Regions from separate parts of the Homo sapiens genome. Here region 2 is linked to region 1. A link is an interaction called in ENCODE POLR2A ChIA-PET data of the cell type or tissue named here. Cell type or tissue: Caco-2. All regions are shown on one strand.

What was found. Peaks named below come from ENCODE experiments on the same cell type or tissue, not always from the same donor. Only the 100,000 strongest peaks of a DNase experiment are listed, where the experiment ranks them.
Region 2: POLR2A ChIA-PET joins it to region 1 with 6 read pairs; 3 of 35 experiments call an interaction of 5 or more read pairs at or near these places.

The regions. Positions count from the first base shown.
Region 1 is chr7:100,645,491-100,653,490 of GRCh38, forward strand. ACTL6B (actin like 6B) reads right to left here. Exons shown (of 14, transcript NM_016188.5): 5 at 4,548-4,645; 6 at 3,239-3,333; 7 at 3,066-3,172; 8 at 1,954-2,043; 9 at 1,733-1,794; 10 at 1,481-1,595; 11 at 1,261-1,341; 12 at 1,061-1,156; 13 at 759-845. Among named protein-coding and RNA genes, the nearest start is that of ACTL6B, 7.0 kb to the right of the region's middle. RefSeq lists enhancers at 3,833-4,379, 4,380-4,924. In Caco-2, no CTCF peak of the experiment used is centred here; DNase peaks (open chromatin) are centred at 4,531 and 7,676.
Region 2 is chr7:100,779,903-100,787,902 of GRCh38, forward strand. ZAN (zonadhesin) reads left to right here. Exons shown (of 48, transcript NM_003386.3): 36 at 4,721-4,932; 37 at 6,095-6,239; 38 at 7,987-8,000. Among named protein-coding and RNA genes, the nearest start is that of EPHB4, 44 kb to the right of the region's middle. RefSeq lists an enhancer at 4,823-5,322. In Caco-2, no CTCF peak of the experiment used is centred here; no DNase peak of the experiment used is centred here.

The DNA.
Region 1 (8,000 bases):
GGCAGTCTTTCCAATCATGCCTGCATTGCCACATCACTCCCTTGCCCCAAAACATCAGGGTCTCCCCTCTGCTGACTGAGCACAGTGGGTGTATCACCAAAATCTCATCCTGACCAATCTCTCCAACTACCTGTCCCTCTACTCCCAATTTTTTTTTTTTTTTGAGAGTCTTACTGCGTCACCCAGGCTGGAGTGCAGTGGCACGATCTCAGCTCACTGCAGTCTCCGTCTCCTGGGTTCAAGAGATTCTCCTGCCTCAGCCTCCTGAATAGCTGGGATTACAGGCATGCACCACCATGCCTGGCTAATTTTTGGATTTTTAGTAGAGACAAGGTTTCGTCATGTTGGCCAGGCTGGTCTCGAACTCCTGAGCTCAAGTGATCCACCCGTCTCGGCCTCCCAAACTGCAGGGATTACCGGCATGAGCCACTGTGCGCAGCCTCTTCTCCCCAGTTTGTAAAAGTAGAGATGGGTCTTGCTATGTTCCCCTGCTGGGTTTTCAACTCCTAGCCTCAAGCCATCCCCCCACTTCAGCCACCCAAAGTGCTGGGATGACAGGTGTGGGCCACCATACCGGGCCCCTGCCCCCCGATTTGTGTCCTGTTCACCCTTCTGGGAACATTCATTGACTGACATTTCTCAAAACTAAATGTTTGTTGAATGAATGAATGAACGAAGAGGCAGTCAAAGTGGCGGGCACTGTCTGGGTCTCCCCTCTCCCCCACAGTCAGTGCTAGGCCAGGTCCCTTTCCTCTCACCAGTGAGGCCAGGATGGAACCCCCGATCCAGGGGCTGAACTTGCGCTCCATGGTGCTGTTGCTGGCAATGAGTTTCAGTCGCATGCTCTGGGGGTAAAAAGGGGCTGGGGGAAGCAGACACCTAGGTTCTGGGAAGGGACAGGGCTTGGGGGAGAGGGGAAGACTTGGGAAGCCACAGGGGCAGGGGTTCTGCTCTGGTGGCCAGAACAGAAGGAAGGACATGGGAAGGATGAAGGGACTCAGTCCTGGACAGCTGAGCCAGGACGGGTGTCCAGGGCTCTGGGTCAGGGGTGGGCTCCTACCGGTGGGGTCTTCTGGGAAAGCTCTCGATTGAGCCTGTCAGTGAAGCCCTGCAGCAGTGTGTTCCCGCCGGTGACAATGACACTCCCGTACAGGCCCTGAGAGCAGGGAGAAGGAGTGAGCTGCGGGGGCAGCCCCCCAACCCCGTCTCCCCACTTCCCCTGGGCCCCTTTGCCGAGCCTCAGCTCCGGCCTGGCCTCACCGGGCGAATATCAATGTCACACATGCCGATGCTGGTGGTCACCACGTGGCCCACACCCAACATGGTGTTCCCCGACAGGCCCTGCAGAGAGAGGTGACTGGGGCTGTGGGCTCTCTCCCCCTTCCCCCCAGACCCCTGCAATCCTTCCCAGCCTCCCCCACGCCCCAGGATCCAGGGACTGCAGCCAGCACCCACCCCAGTCCTCGCCACACAGCCAAACCTTGACGTTCGAGGGATCAAACAGGCCCTCAGGGATGCGGAGTCGCTCGGCGCCGTAGTCTGTATTGTAGCCATTGGGCATCTCGTAGTGCACTGTGGGCATTTGTGCAGCCACCCTACCCAGAAGGGAGCAGGACTCTGCCTGGGGTGCTCAAGAAGGATCAGTGCGTGGGCAGCACCAGAGCCCCCCAGCCCACCCCAAGAGTGCCGGTTCTGCCCTCTCTCCCACCCCAAAGCCCTGAGCCACACTCACTGTTCATCGTAGGGGGAGTCTGAGACCTGCAGCACGGAGGCCTGGAAGTCCTGGATCACCTCCTGAAATCCCAGCGGAGGTGGTGAGGGCCTGCCTTCCCCGTGAGCAGCACCCCCTGCCCCGCTCCCCCTCCCTGCTCCCCCTCCCATGCGGGGCCTCTGTCCCGCCCCCGATTCATGGCAGGGGAGGGGGGTTTCAGGTGGCCCTCTCCAGAGGCTCACATTACACATGTAGTTATGCCAGGACTTGGAGACCTGGGGTAGCTTCTCCTTCTTCTTCCAGTTTGGGGGGGCACCCTCCCGGACAGGCTCCTGTGGGGGCACAGTGTAGGAACACCCTTTCCTAGCCCACCTGACCCCCACCCCCACCTTCCTGGCACTGTTCCCAGCTCTGCAGCTACCTGGCGCTGCAGGCTCTGCTGTGCTGCCTGCAAGAGGGGTTTCTCACCCTTCCCTGATGGAGAGGAGAGAGAATGGGGCATGCCTCTCTCTCCATGTGTGCCTTTCATGCGGTGGGTGCAGCTGATCTGGAGAACACCAGGAATACAGCAGTGACAGAACCTCAAGGGAATGGCCTCCTAGGGGGTCATGATCCATGTGAGGGCACGGAATGGAGCTAAGCACACAGTGTCACTTCATACTCACAGCACCCTGGCTACTGCCTACTGCCGTTCCACTTTACATAAGACAAACCTGAGGCCCAGGGAGCTTTGATATCATGCTGTTGGTCACACAGCTCTTTTTTTTTTTTTTTTTCAGATGGAGTCTCACTCGGTCGCCCAGGCTGGAGTGCAGTGGCGCGATCTCGGCTCACTGCAACCTCTGCCTCCGGGGTTCAGGTGATTCTCCAGTCTCAGCCTCCCAAGTAGCTGGGACTACAGGCATGCACCACCATGCTTGGCTAGTTCTTGCAGTTTTAGTAGAGACGTGGCTTCACCATGTTGCCCAGGCTGGTCTCGAAGTGAGCTCAAAGCGATCTGCCTGCCTCAGCCTCCCGAAGTGCTGGGATTACAGGTGTGAGCCACCATGCCTGACCGGTCCTGCAGCTCTTGCACGGCAGAGGCAGAACTTGAACCTGGGTCTATATTGGACCCTAGAACCCACCACACTGGCCCTCACACATCCTGCTGTCTGCCAGCTGGTTTCATGACCTCAGCATATCCCTCAGCCTGTCTGGATTTCGGATGCCTCGATTATAAAAGGAGGAACTGGAGCCAGGACCCACTGGGGAGCCTGCTGCTCTCTGCTCTGATATCTCATGTGTCAGAGGGTTGACGGCCATGGGGCGAGTGGCCAGGACTCTAGTGGCAGCTCCATGTCCCCAGAGGCCCCACCTTGGCTGCGATCATGTAAGGTGGGATGATGTCAATGGCCATCTCCTGGAACAGCTCCCGGCACTGCATGGAGATGAAGTCCCCTGCCAGAGGGGACTTGACGATGCCTAGAAGGAAGGCACTGTCAGGACCTGGTCCTCCTGGAGCACCCCCACCCCCTGCCGAAGCCCCACCTTGCTGCAGAACGTAGCCGTCATGTACTGGAATGGCCGTGGTGTGGGTGGCTCCACTGTCCAGCACGAGGCCAGTGGACCGCCCGTTTGCAAAGCTGGCATCGGATGGGTAAGTCAAAGAGACAGCAGCAGCAAGTGAGGGGCCTGGGCCCAGATCTTGTCTGGTCACTCTCTGCTCTACCGGGGTCCAGCCCATCCCCAGTCTGCAAATCTCTCCCCCTGGTGATGACTCATCTCCTGGAGAAAGGCTCTGAGACCCCAGTTACTTCTTTTTTTTTTTTTTTGAGATGGAGTCTTGCTGTCTCCCAGGCTGGAGTGCAGTGGCGCAATCTCAGCTCACTGCAAGCTCCGCCTCCCGGGTTCATGCCATTCTCCTGCCTCAGCCTCCCGAGTAGCTGGGACTACAGGTGCCTGCCACCACGCCCGGCCAATTTTTCGTATTTTTAGTAGAGATGGGATTTCACCGTGTTAGCCAGGATGGTCTCGATCTCCTGACCTCGTGATCTGCCCGCCTCGGCCTCCCAAAGTGCCGGGATTACAGGCATGAGCCACCACACCCGGCGACCCCAGTTACTTCTTTAGTTATTTTTTTTTTTTTGAAACTGAGTTTCGTTTTGTCGCCCAGGCTGGAATGCAATAGCTCACTGCAACCTCTGCCTCCTGGGTTCAAGAGATTCTCCTGCCTCAGCCTCCCAAGTAGCTGGGACTACAGGTGCCCACCACTATGCCTGGCTAATTTTTCCATTTTTAGTAGACACGGGCTTTTGCCATGTTGGCCGGACTGGTCTCTAACTCCTGACCTCAAGTGATCTGCCCGCCTTGGCCTCCCAAAATGCTGGGATTACAGGCGTGAGCCACCGCGCCTGGCCAGCCCCTTTATTTTTGGTTGTGTCCTACAGATTCCCTGAAATTAGGGTCGCTATCACCCCAGTGCATAGCACAGGGTTCAATGCAAGGCAGATCCTAAAAACAGTCAGTGTTGAAGGAGTTCTTGGGAAGGGACTGCCGCAGTGTTCTACACGTCTCCCTCCTCTGTCCAGTTCCAGCCCCTACTCTCTCCCGGGCCCAGCTCACTGTCTGCTCAGCCTGATCCGGGGAACCGAAAGGGGCCGCTGATCTGGCCACCCCAGAGTCGGAGGTGCTCAGTCCACTGGGCCTTCTGCACTAGTGGGGCAGAGGGAGGTGTCTGCCCATTGGGACACTGATCTTCAGAGAACCAGGCCTGACCCTCCAGCTCATCACAGCTGAGCTCAGCACAGGCCCCACCCCAGCCCTCCACCCAGTCAGAGCAGCTCAGTCCAGAGGATACGCGGTGAGCACAGCCGTCTTGCATAAGAAGAAGGCAGGAATGTTGTACTGCTCGAACATCAGCTCTGTCAGCTTCTCCCGCTTGGCCCGTGTGTTCCACTGTGGAGAAAGTGCAGAGGGGGAGGATTCAGGAAGGGAGAGGCACAGACCCACATCCACGCACACGCAACCCACTCACTCACACATACACTCACGGTCACACACACACATCCAAACACTTGCACACACATACACAACCTAAACACTCACACATACACTCACGGTCATACACACATGCATTCACTTGCACACACACACACATACACTCAAACACACACACATACACTCACATTCACAGACACACATAAACACACACATGCATTCACACTATACATACACTCACGGTCACACATGCAAACACACTCACAAACACACGGTCAAACACATATATACTCACATTCACACACAAACTCACACACACACATACACATATATTCACACTCACAGTCACACACACATGCATTTAAAACATTTGCACAGGCCAGACAGGGTGGCTTACGCCTATAATCCCAGCACTTTGGGAGGCCGAGGCAGGAGGATTGCTTGAACCCAGGAGTTCGAAACTAGCCTGGACAACATAGTGAGATGCTGTCTCATTAAAAAAAAAATTTAAAGTAAGGAGCTTGTGGGAATTAAAACTACATGAACAGAAATGAAAAACTCAATAGAAGGATTGGAACATAAAGTGGAGGGAATATCTTGGAAACCAAAGGAAAAAGGTAAAGAGATGGAAAATATAAGAGAAAAGGGAATTAAATTAGGGGACCAATTCAGGGGGCAACAAAATCCAATAACAGAAAATCCCAAGAGAGAAAATGGAGAGAAATAAATAATTAAATAAATAATTCTTTTTCACTGAATTGAAAGACATATGTTTTCAGAATGAAGAGACATACTAAGTGCCTAGAGCCATGAATGAAAATACACCACACTGAGGATAAAGTAAAAATTCTATAAACTTTCAGAAAGAAAAACATTACATCAGAGGATCAGAAATCAGATGGTTTCATCCTTCTAAATGGCAACGATATATGCTGGAAGAAGGACAATGGAAAAGTGCCTTCAAGATTCTGAAGAATAATGATTTCTAACCTGGCATGGGATACCTAGCTAAGCTATCAACTCAAGGTGAGACACACAAAAGTCTCAAAAAATATACTTCCCATGACCTTATTTTAAATTTTTTTTTTAGATGCTGGGCGCGGTGGCTCATGCCTGTAATCCCAGCGCTTTGGGAGGCCAAGGCGGGCAGATCACCTGAGGTCAGGAGTTTGAGACCAGCCTGGCCAACATGGTGAAACCCCGTCTCTACTAAAAATACAAAAATTAGCCAGGTGTGATGGGAGGTGCCTGTAATCCCAGCTACTTGGGATGCTGAGGCAGGAGAATCCTTGAACCCGGGAAGCGGAGGTTGCAGTGAGCCAAGATCACGCCATTGCACTCCAGCCTGGGGGACAAGAGTGACACTTCATCTCAAAAAAAAAAAAAAGTTTTTTTTTAGATTATTATTTAATTAATTATTTTTTTAAATGGAGTCTCACTCTGTCGCCCAGGCTGGAGTTCAGTGGCATGATCTAGGCTGACTGCAATCTCTGCCTCCTGGGTACAAGCAATTCTCTTGCCTCAGCCTTCCGAGTAGCTGGTACTACAAGCATGCACCACCATGGCCAGCTAATTTTTATATTTTTGGTAGAGATAAGGTATCAGTATATTGCCCAGGCTGGTCTCAAACTCCTGGACTCAAGGCCTCCCAAAGTGCTGGGATTACAGGAGTGAGCCACTGTCTCTGGCCTCTCATGACCTTTCTAAGGCAGTTACTGAAGGACCTGCTCCATGAAAACAAAGGAATAAGTCAAGAAAAGGAGTCAAGTACAGGAAACAGGACTTCTAACCAGGACAGAGGCAAAAGGATTCTACAAGATGATGGTGAAGGAAGATGCCAGCATGACAGGTCTGTCCCCTGGCAGAGGGCTACTAGTGCAAACTGGACCAGGTCAGTGGGCTCCTGAAGAAATTTCTTCAAGAAATGAAATTGATGAGAGGCCAGGTGTGGTGGCTCACGCCTGTAATCCCAGCACTTTGGGAGGCCGAGGCCGGCGGATCGCGAGGTCAGGAGATGGAGACCATCCTGGCTAACACGGTGAAACCCCGCCTCTACTAAAAATACAAAAAATTAGCCGGGCGTGGTGGTGGGTGCCTATAGTCCCAGCTACTTGGGAGGCCGAGGCAGGAGAATGGTGTGAGTCCCAGCTACTTGGGAGGCTGAGGCAGGAGAAATGGAGCTTTCAGTGAGCCGAGATCGCACCACTGCACTCCAGCCTGGGCAACAGAGTGAGACTCCATCTCAAAAAAAAAAAAAAAAATACAAAAAATTAGTCGGATGTGGTGGTGGGCACCTGTAGTCCCAGCTACTCGGGAGGCTGAGGCAGGAGAACCCAGGAGGTGGAGCTTGCAGTGAGCCGAGATCGCGCCATGGCACTCCAGCCTGGGCAACAGAGCAAGACTATGTCTCAAAAAAAAAAAAAAAAAGAAATTGATAAAATATCTAATGGAATTGACGTCTTGACAAAAGATACAATTGATGAATGATTTAGGGTTCACACTGTTAAGTAGATAGAAAACCAGACCAAATATAATCAAACACAGGGCTGGGATGGTGGCTTACGCCTGTAATCCCAGCACTTTGGGAGGCCAAGGTCGGTGGATCACGAGGTCAAGAGATCGAGACCATCCCGGCCAACATGGTGAAACCCCGTCTCTACTAAAAATACAAAAATTAGCTGGGCGTGGTGGCACGCACCTGTAGTCCCAGCTACTCAGGAGGCTGAGGCAGGAGAATCACTTGAACCCGGGAGGCGGAGCTTGCAGTGAGCTGAGATCGCACCACTGCACTCCAGCCTGGTGACAGAGCAAAACTCCGTCTCAAAAAAAAAAAAAAAAAAAAAAAAAAAAAAAAAAAAAAAAAAATTGAACACATTTTTTTTCCAGTTCTAGGAAAACAAAAAGTTGCACAAGAAAGGAAAGGTGATCATGGTGTATTGCCTGTCTCAGGCCTGATTAGCATACATAGTAATAGGAGTGTAAATATTGGGCTGAGCACAGTGACTCATGCCTGTAATCCCAGCACTTTGTTAGCTGAAGTAGAAGGATCGCTTAAGCACAGGAGTTTGAAGCCAGCCTGGGCAATATGATGAGACCCCATCTCTGCAAAAGATTCTCTTAAAATTATTTCTAATTTAAAAAGAATGTAAATACTGAATACTGATTTCTTTTAAAGTCTAAAATACAACTGGGCTGGGTGTGGTGGATCTCGCCTGTAATCCCAGCCTTTTGGGAGGCCGAGGCGGGCAGATTGCTTGAGCCCAGGAATTCAAGACCAGCCTGGACAACATGATGAAACCCTGTCTCTAAAAAA
Region 2 (8,000 bases), 130 kb after region 1:
AAATTTTTTTTGCTGGGTGTGGTGGCTCACGCCTATAATCCCAGCACTTGGGGAGGCCAAGGTGGGTGGATCACCTGAGGTCAGGAGTTCGAGACCAGCCTGGCCAACATGGTGAAACCCCATCCTACTAAAAATACAAAATTAGCCGGGTGTGGTGGCACATGCCTGTAATCCCAGCTACTCGGGAGGCTGAGGCAGGAGAATTGCTTGAACCTGGGAGGCGGAGGTTGTAGTGAGCCGAGATCGCGCCGTTGCACTCCAGCCTGGGCAAAAAGAGCAACACTCCATCTCAAAAAAAAAAAAAAGTGTCTTTTAGTATCTTGATAAAGTTGTGCAACCATCACTACTATATAACGCCAGAAACTTTTACAATTTAAAACAGGAATTCAATAGAGTTTTTTTTAATAGGTAACACATTTGCAGGATTCAAAAACGTATAAAGTATTAAAAAATTTAAAATACTTTTAAAGTATTAAAAGATACCCAGTAGGTTGGGTGTGATGGCTCATGCCTATAATCTCAGCAATTTGGGAGGCTGAGGTGGGTGGATTGCTTGAAACCAGGAGTTCGAGACCAGCCTGGGCAACATAGTGAGACCCAATCTCTACAAAAAATTACCAAACTAGCTGGGTATGGTGGTGCATGCCTGTGGTCCCAGCTACTTGTGGGGGTGAGGTGGGAGGATCACTTGAGCCCGGCAGTGAACTGTGATTGCATCCCTGCACTCAAGTCTGGGTGACAGAGTGAGACTCTCAGAAAAAAAAAAATTCTCCCCAAAAAACAAAAAAAGATACCAGTGTACCGTCTCCCTCCCACCCTCACCCCATGGGCCTGGTTCATGTCTCAGTATTTTTCCCAAGACCACTTATTTATGCATATATAAACAAATTCAAATTTATATTCGTGGCTGGGTGCAGTGACTGACACCCGTAATCCAAGCACTTTGGGAGTCCAAGAAGGGAGGATTGCTTGAGGCCAGGAGTTTGAGACCAACCTGGGCAATATAATGAGACCCCCGCATCGCTACAAAAAAATTAAAAAAACAAAAGACAAGAAAACTATATGCTCTGTGCTTTTGGAGTTTTGCCAATCTGAGAATTGAAAAACAACGTCTTATTATTTTTTTGCCAGTGTTTCATAAGAAGGTTTATTTTATTTATTTTTTTATTTTATATATATTTTTTGAGACAGAATCTCGCTCTGTCACCAGGCTGGAGTGCAGTGGTGTGACCTTGGCTCACTGCAACTTCCACCTTCTGGGTTCAAGAGATTCTCCTGCCTCAGCCTCCCAAGTAGCTGGGACTGCAGGCACGCACCACCACACCCAGGTAATTTTTGTATTTTTAGTAGAGACAGGGTTTCACCATGTTGGCCAGGTTGGTCTCGATCTCTTGACCTTGTGATCTGCCTGCCTTGGCCTCCCAAAGTGCTGGGATTACAGACGTGAGACATCTCAACCGGCCAAGAAAGTTTATTTTTCTTTAAAACACTCTCGCGTTCCAGGAGCAAAGCAGAGGTGCAGGGGGTGCTGCAGAGCTTCTCAGGGCCAGTGGAGGCAACATGAGCACAGCAGCCTGAGCTGGCTGAAGGGTCAGGGTGAAAGCAGCACACAGGTCCCGTGCAGAAGGGGGCCGCTGCTCAGCTGCCCCACAGCTGCTGGGCATCACTGTGGGTCCAGTGTGACCAGATCCTCTGATTTTTTTTTTTGAAAGAAGCTATAAGCCTGAGTTTTTATTTGACATTGCTATACTTTTTTTTTTTTTTTTTTGAGTCTCACTTTGTAGCTCAGGCTGGAGTCTATGATCTCGGCTCACTGTGACCTCTGCCTCCCAGGTTCCAGTGAATCTCCTGCCTCAGCCTCCGAGTAGCTGGGATTACTGGCATGTGCCACCACACCCAGCTAATTTTTGTATTTTTAGTAGAGACGGGGTTTCACCATATTGGCCAGGCTGGTCTTGAACTCCTCACCTCAGGTGATCCACCTGCCTCAAGCCTCCCAAAGTGCTAGGATTACAGGCATGAGCCACTGCACCTGGTCATGAAAAATAACAAGACTTAATTTGAGTTTTTATTATGAGTGAGATTGGACATTTTTTCATGTACTTAGGAACCCTTTGAATTTCCCTTTCTGTAAACTATCTGCTCTTATCCAGTCACCATTTTTCCATTGAGTCGTTGGTCTTTACTGAACTATTTCATGGAAGTCCTTTATCTGTTATGGAAAGTAGACCTTTATTAGTGCTCTGAGTTACACAAAGTTTTCCAGTCCTTTTTGTTTTCATCTTTTGACTTTTTTTTTTTTTGCCATGCAGGACAAAAATTTTTATGGGGTCAAATATATTAATCTTGTTTTATGTCTTCTGCATCTTGAGCAATAGCTATAAATGCTAGCCCCACAGAAGCTACAAAAGAGTTTGCTGATTCTTTGCTCTAGAAATTTTGTTTGTTTGAGACAGAGTCTCACTCTGTGGCCCAGGCTGCAGTGGCACGATCCCGGATCACTGCAACCTCTGCCTCCTGGGTTCAAGCGATTCTCCTGCCTCAGCCTTCCGAGTAGCTGGGATTACAGGCACCCACCACCATGCCTGGATAATTTTTTTGTATTTTTAGTAGAGATGGGGTTTCACCATGTTGGCCAGGCTGGTCTCAAACTCCTGGCCTCAAGTGATCTGCCCGCCTCGTCCTCCCCAAGTGCTGGGGTTACAGGCGTGAGCCACCGTGTCCGGCCTGCTCTAGAACTTTTATGGTTTCATTTTTTTATATTTAAGTGGGTTTTTTTTGTGTGTGTGTGTGTGTGTGTATTTAAGTTTTTGACCCATGAAGATTTATCCTGATGTGTAAAATGAGGTATGAATCAACTTTGTTTTTGTTTTTCTCCAGAAGGCTAGCCAGCTGTTCCAATATTATTAAATGACTAGTCTGTCTTTGCGCAGGGACTGAGATACCACAATTTATCATATACTAAATTCCCATATATATTTGGATCCATATCTGAGCTTTCTCCTCTGTTCTGTCGGTCCATCTGTATTTGCATGTAGCAGTAACACAAAGTCGTAATCACTGAAAATTTAAAATGAGCTTTGGGCTGGGCGCTGTGGCTTACGCCTGTAATCCCAGCACTTTGGGAGGCCGAGGTGGGCGGATCACCTGAGGTCAGGAGTTTGAGACCAGCCTGGCCAACATGGCAAAACCCCATCTCTACTAAAAATACAAAAAATAGCTGGGCGTGCTAGTATGTGCCTGTAATCCCAGCTACTCAGGAGGCTGAGAAAGGAGAATTGCTTGAACCTGGGAGGTGGAGGTTGCAGTGAGCTGAGATTGTGCCATTGCACTCCAGCCAGGGCGGAAAGAGCGAAACTCTATCTCAAAAAAATAAATAAATGAATAAATAAAATAAAACAAAATAAACGACTTATGGAGGGCCATTCACTACTGATGGCTCTTTTTTTTAGGGAGTTCCTGGCTTTTCTGGTTTGCTTATGTCTTCAGCTCAACTTTGAAATCATCTTGTCCTATTAAAAGCACACACATATATAAAATACTTTTGGTGGCTGGGTGTGGTGGCTCATGCCTGTAATCCTAGCACTTTGGGAGGCCAAGGTGGGAGGATCACCTGAGGTCAGGAGTTTGAGACCAGCCTGGCCAACATGGTGAAACCCCATCTCTACTAAAAATACAAAAATTAGCCAGGCATGGTGGCACATGCCTGTAATCCCAGCTACCTGGGAGGCTGAAGTAGGAGAATCTCTGGAACCAGGGAGGCAGAGGCTGCAGTGAGCCAAGATCATTCCTGGGTGTCAGAGAGAGACTCCGTCCCTGCCCGTCCCCCGCAAAAAAAAAAAAAAAAAAAAAAAAAAAAAAATATATATATATATATATATACACATATATATATATACACACATATATATATACATATATATATATGTATATTTTATTGAGATCACATTAAATGTGTACATTCACTGAGGCAGAACTAACATCACCATGTTGCTGAACCTTCTTATCCATGAACATGGTATGCATTTCCATTTGTTCACACTATTTTTGCTTAAGGGCCTTTCTTTAACTCCCCCAACAGAATTAATACCTCCCTGCTCTGTGCCTCCATCATGCCTTGTATGCTCTTGCTGTCAACACACCTACTGATCATACACATCAAGGTCCTGCTGCCGTTGCTGTTTGACCACCGTCCTTCATGCTGGCTTGGGAGAGCCATTCTTGTTCCTTTTTTTTTTTTTTTTTTTGAGACAGTCTCACTCTGTTGCCCAGGCTGGAGTGCAGTGGTGTGATCTTGGCTCAATGCAACCTCTGCCTCCCAGGTTCAAGTGATTCTCCTGCCTCAGCCTCCTGAGTAGCTGGGACTACAGGCGCCCACCACCACGCTTGGCTAATTGTTGTATTTTTAGTAGAGATGGGGTTTCACCATGATGGCCAGGATGGTCTCGATCTCCTGACCTTGTGATCCACCCACCTCAGCCTCCCAAAGTGCTGGGATTACAGGCGTGAGCCACCATGCCCAGCCGCTTTTTCCTTGCTTTCCCCCAAAGCCTGGCACATAACCCATACTCAGTAAATGTTTGCTGAATGAATAACAAAAGAACAAAAAAAGCTCCCCAAGCCTTGTTGGTCATCCACCCATAGCTTGGTTTGTACAGCCCCTGCCCACCTTGGCCCCCTGTGACCCTCTCCACTGACCCACTGTCTCCTTCACCCACAGCTCTGGAATGCCCTGCCTACAGCAGCTACACCAACTGCCTTCCCTCCTGCTCACCCTCCTGCTGGGACCTGGATGGCCGGTGTGAGGGCGCCAAAGTCCCCTCTGCCTGCGCTGAGGGCTGCATTTGTCAGCCCGGCTATGTGCTGAGTGAAGACAAGTGTGTCCCCAGAAGTCAGTGTGGCTGCAAGGATGCCCATGGTGGCTCCATCCCTGTGAGTGGGCATGGGAAATGGGACTGGAGGCAACACAGCTTGAGGGCAGTGCTTTCTCCTTTTCTCTGCCTCTCTCAGCCTGGGATACCCATGACTTACAGCTGGCCCGGGGGTGTGAAGGCTGGTGTGAGTGGCACATTGATCTCCAGCCAGGTCTGGGCTGATGGCACATGGTTTGGGTTTTGGATCTGAGGAATCCAAACAAGCAGCACATGGCATGGTATAGTGGAAAGACCATGGGCTCATTTCAGCCTAACCTAGGATTGAATCCTGATGGTGCCACTGATGAGTCAGATGACCTCTGTTATATCCGTTTCCTCATCTGTAAAATGGGTTCAGTAGTACCTCCTGCACAACATATGTAAGTCACCAAGCACAAACACAGTGCCTTTTTTTTTTTTTTTTTTTTTTGAGACGGAGTCTCCCTCTATTATCCAGCAGGCTAGAGTGCAGTGGCATAATCTCTGCGCACTGCAATCTCTGCCTCCTGGGTTCAAGCCATTCTCCTGCCTCAGTCTCCTGTGTAGCTGGGATTACAGGCAAGCGCCACCACAGCCTGCTAATTTTTGAATTTTTAGTAGAGATTGGGTTTCACCATGTTGGCCAGGCTGGTCTCGAACTCCTGACCTCAAGTGATCTGCCCGCCTTGGCCTCCCAAAGTACTAAGATTACAGGTGTGAGCCACCACACTTGGCCTGCACAGTTGTCTTTTGGATGACCAAATGACACTGTGGCTGCCTCTGGCCAGCATCAATTAAGCCATTTAGATGGTGGGCCAGGCTGCTGGGGCAAGAGGAAGGAGAACTGGCCCTCCCCTCTTCACTCTTTTTTTTTTTTTTCTTGAGACAGAGTCTCGCTCTGTTGCCCAGGCTGGAATGCAGTGGTGCGATCTTGGCTCACTGCAACCTCTGCCTCCTGGGTTCAAGCAATTCTCCTGCCTCAGCCTCTTGAGTAGCTGGGATTACAAGTGTGTGCTACCACACCTGGCTAATTTTTGTATTTTTAGTAGAGACAGGGTTTCACCATGTTGGCTGGGCTCGTCACAAACTCCTGACCTCAGGTGATCCACCCGTCTCGGCCTCCCAAAGTGTTGGGATTACAGGCGTGAGCCGCCGCGCCCAGCCCCCTCCTCACTCTCTTTCTCTTCCTGTAACTTCTACAGCTGGGCAAGAGCTGGGTCTCCAGCGGTTGCACGGAGAAGTGTGTCTGCACGGGAGGAGCCATTCAGTGCGGGGACTTCCGATGCCCCTCTGGGTCCCACTGCCAGCTCACTTCCGACAACAGCAACAGCAATTGTGTCTCAGACAGTAAGGGGAGCGACCGGGGAGGTTGGAGAGGGGAGCACCTGTGGCCAGGGCGGAGGTGGAGGAAGAGGCAGGGTGGGAAGGGGCTTAGCCTGAACCCCAGCACAGTCAGGGGTTGGGGCGGGCGACTGGATCAGGAGGCCTGGCCTCCAGTTTAGCTCTTGCTAACTCTGTGGCCATGTGCCAGGTCCTGATCCCCTCTGGGACCCTCCACCTGCAGGGCAAAAAGAGGGGACTGGTCAAGGAGATCCTCCAAAGTTTTTCTTTTCTTGTTTGTTTGTTTTTTGAGATAGGGTCTTGCTCTGTTGCCCAGGCTGGAGTGCACTGGCACCATCATATAGCTAGCTGCAACCTCAAATGCCTGCAATCATGTGATCCTCACATCTCAGCCTCCCAAGTAGCTGGGACTACAGGCATGGACCACCACACCCAGCCAATTTTGCTATTTTTTTTCTAGAGATGGGGTCTTGCTATGTTGCCCAAGATGGGCTTGAACTCATGGGCTCATGTGTTCCTCCTGCCTCAGCCTCCTAAAGTGTTGGGATTACAGGCATGAGCCACTGTGCCCGCCCCCTCTAAGGTTTTTAATCAGGCCAGGAGATAGAGAAAATTGAAGATCAAGGATCCAGGGAGGCTGGGCATGGTGGTTCATGCCTGTAATCCCAGTACTTGGGAGGCAGAGGTGGAAGAATCACTTCAGCCCAGGAATTTAACACCAACCTGGCCAACATAGGAAGACCCTGTCCCTACAAAAAATTTTAAAATTTTAAAAAATTAGTTAGGTGTAGTGGCTTGTGCCTGTAGTCCCAGCTACTCAGGAGACTGACGCAGGAGAATTGCTTGAGCTCAGGAGTTTGAGGCTGCAGTGAGCTATGATTGTACCACTGCACTCCAGCCTGGGACACAGAGTGAGATCTTGTCTCAAAAAAATAAAAAAATAAAAATAATAATAAAGGGCCTCTAATTGAATGTCAGTAGGTATTGAAAAAAAAAAGTCTAGGTACCGGGCTTGGTGGCTTATGCCTGTAATCTCAGCACTTTGGACTTTGGGAGGCCAAGGTGGGAGGATTTCTTGAGGCCAGGAGTTCAAGACCAGCCTGGGCAATGTAGTGTGGCCATTTCTAAAAAAAAAAGAAAAAAATTAGCTAGGGGTGGTGGTGCGCACCTAAAGTCCCAGCTACTCAGGAGGATCACTCGAGACCAGGAGGTGGAGGCTGCAGTGAGCTATGATCGTACCACTTGTACTCCAGTCTGGGTGACAGAATAAGACCCTGTCTCAAAAAAAGAAAAAGAAAATTAAAAAAAGAAAAGAAAGGATCCAGGGAGCCTGAGCCTAAGAGGGTGGCCACAGGGGATGCCACCGTGGGGGAGGGACTCTGGGGACTGTCACACCTGGGCAGGGTCCCTTCTCAGTCTTTTGTTTTGTTTTTTGTTTTTTTGAGATGGTGTCTTACTCTGTCTCCCAGGCTGGAGTGCAGTGGCGCGATCTCGGCGCTCACTACAACCTCTGCCTCCCGGGTTCAAGCAATTCTCTTGCCTCAGCCTACCAAGTAGCTGGGATTACAGGCACGCACCACCACACCTGGCTAATTTTTGTATTTTTAGTAGAGACAGGGTTTCACCATGTTGGCCAGGCTGGTCTCAAACTCCTGACCTCAGGTCATCCACCCGCCTTGGCCTCCCAAAGTCCTGGGATTACAGGCGTGAGCCACTGCGCCCGGCCCCTTCTCACTGTCTGACTTCTTGGCAGAGTCTGAACAATGC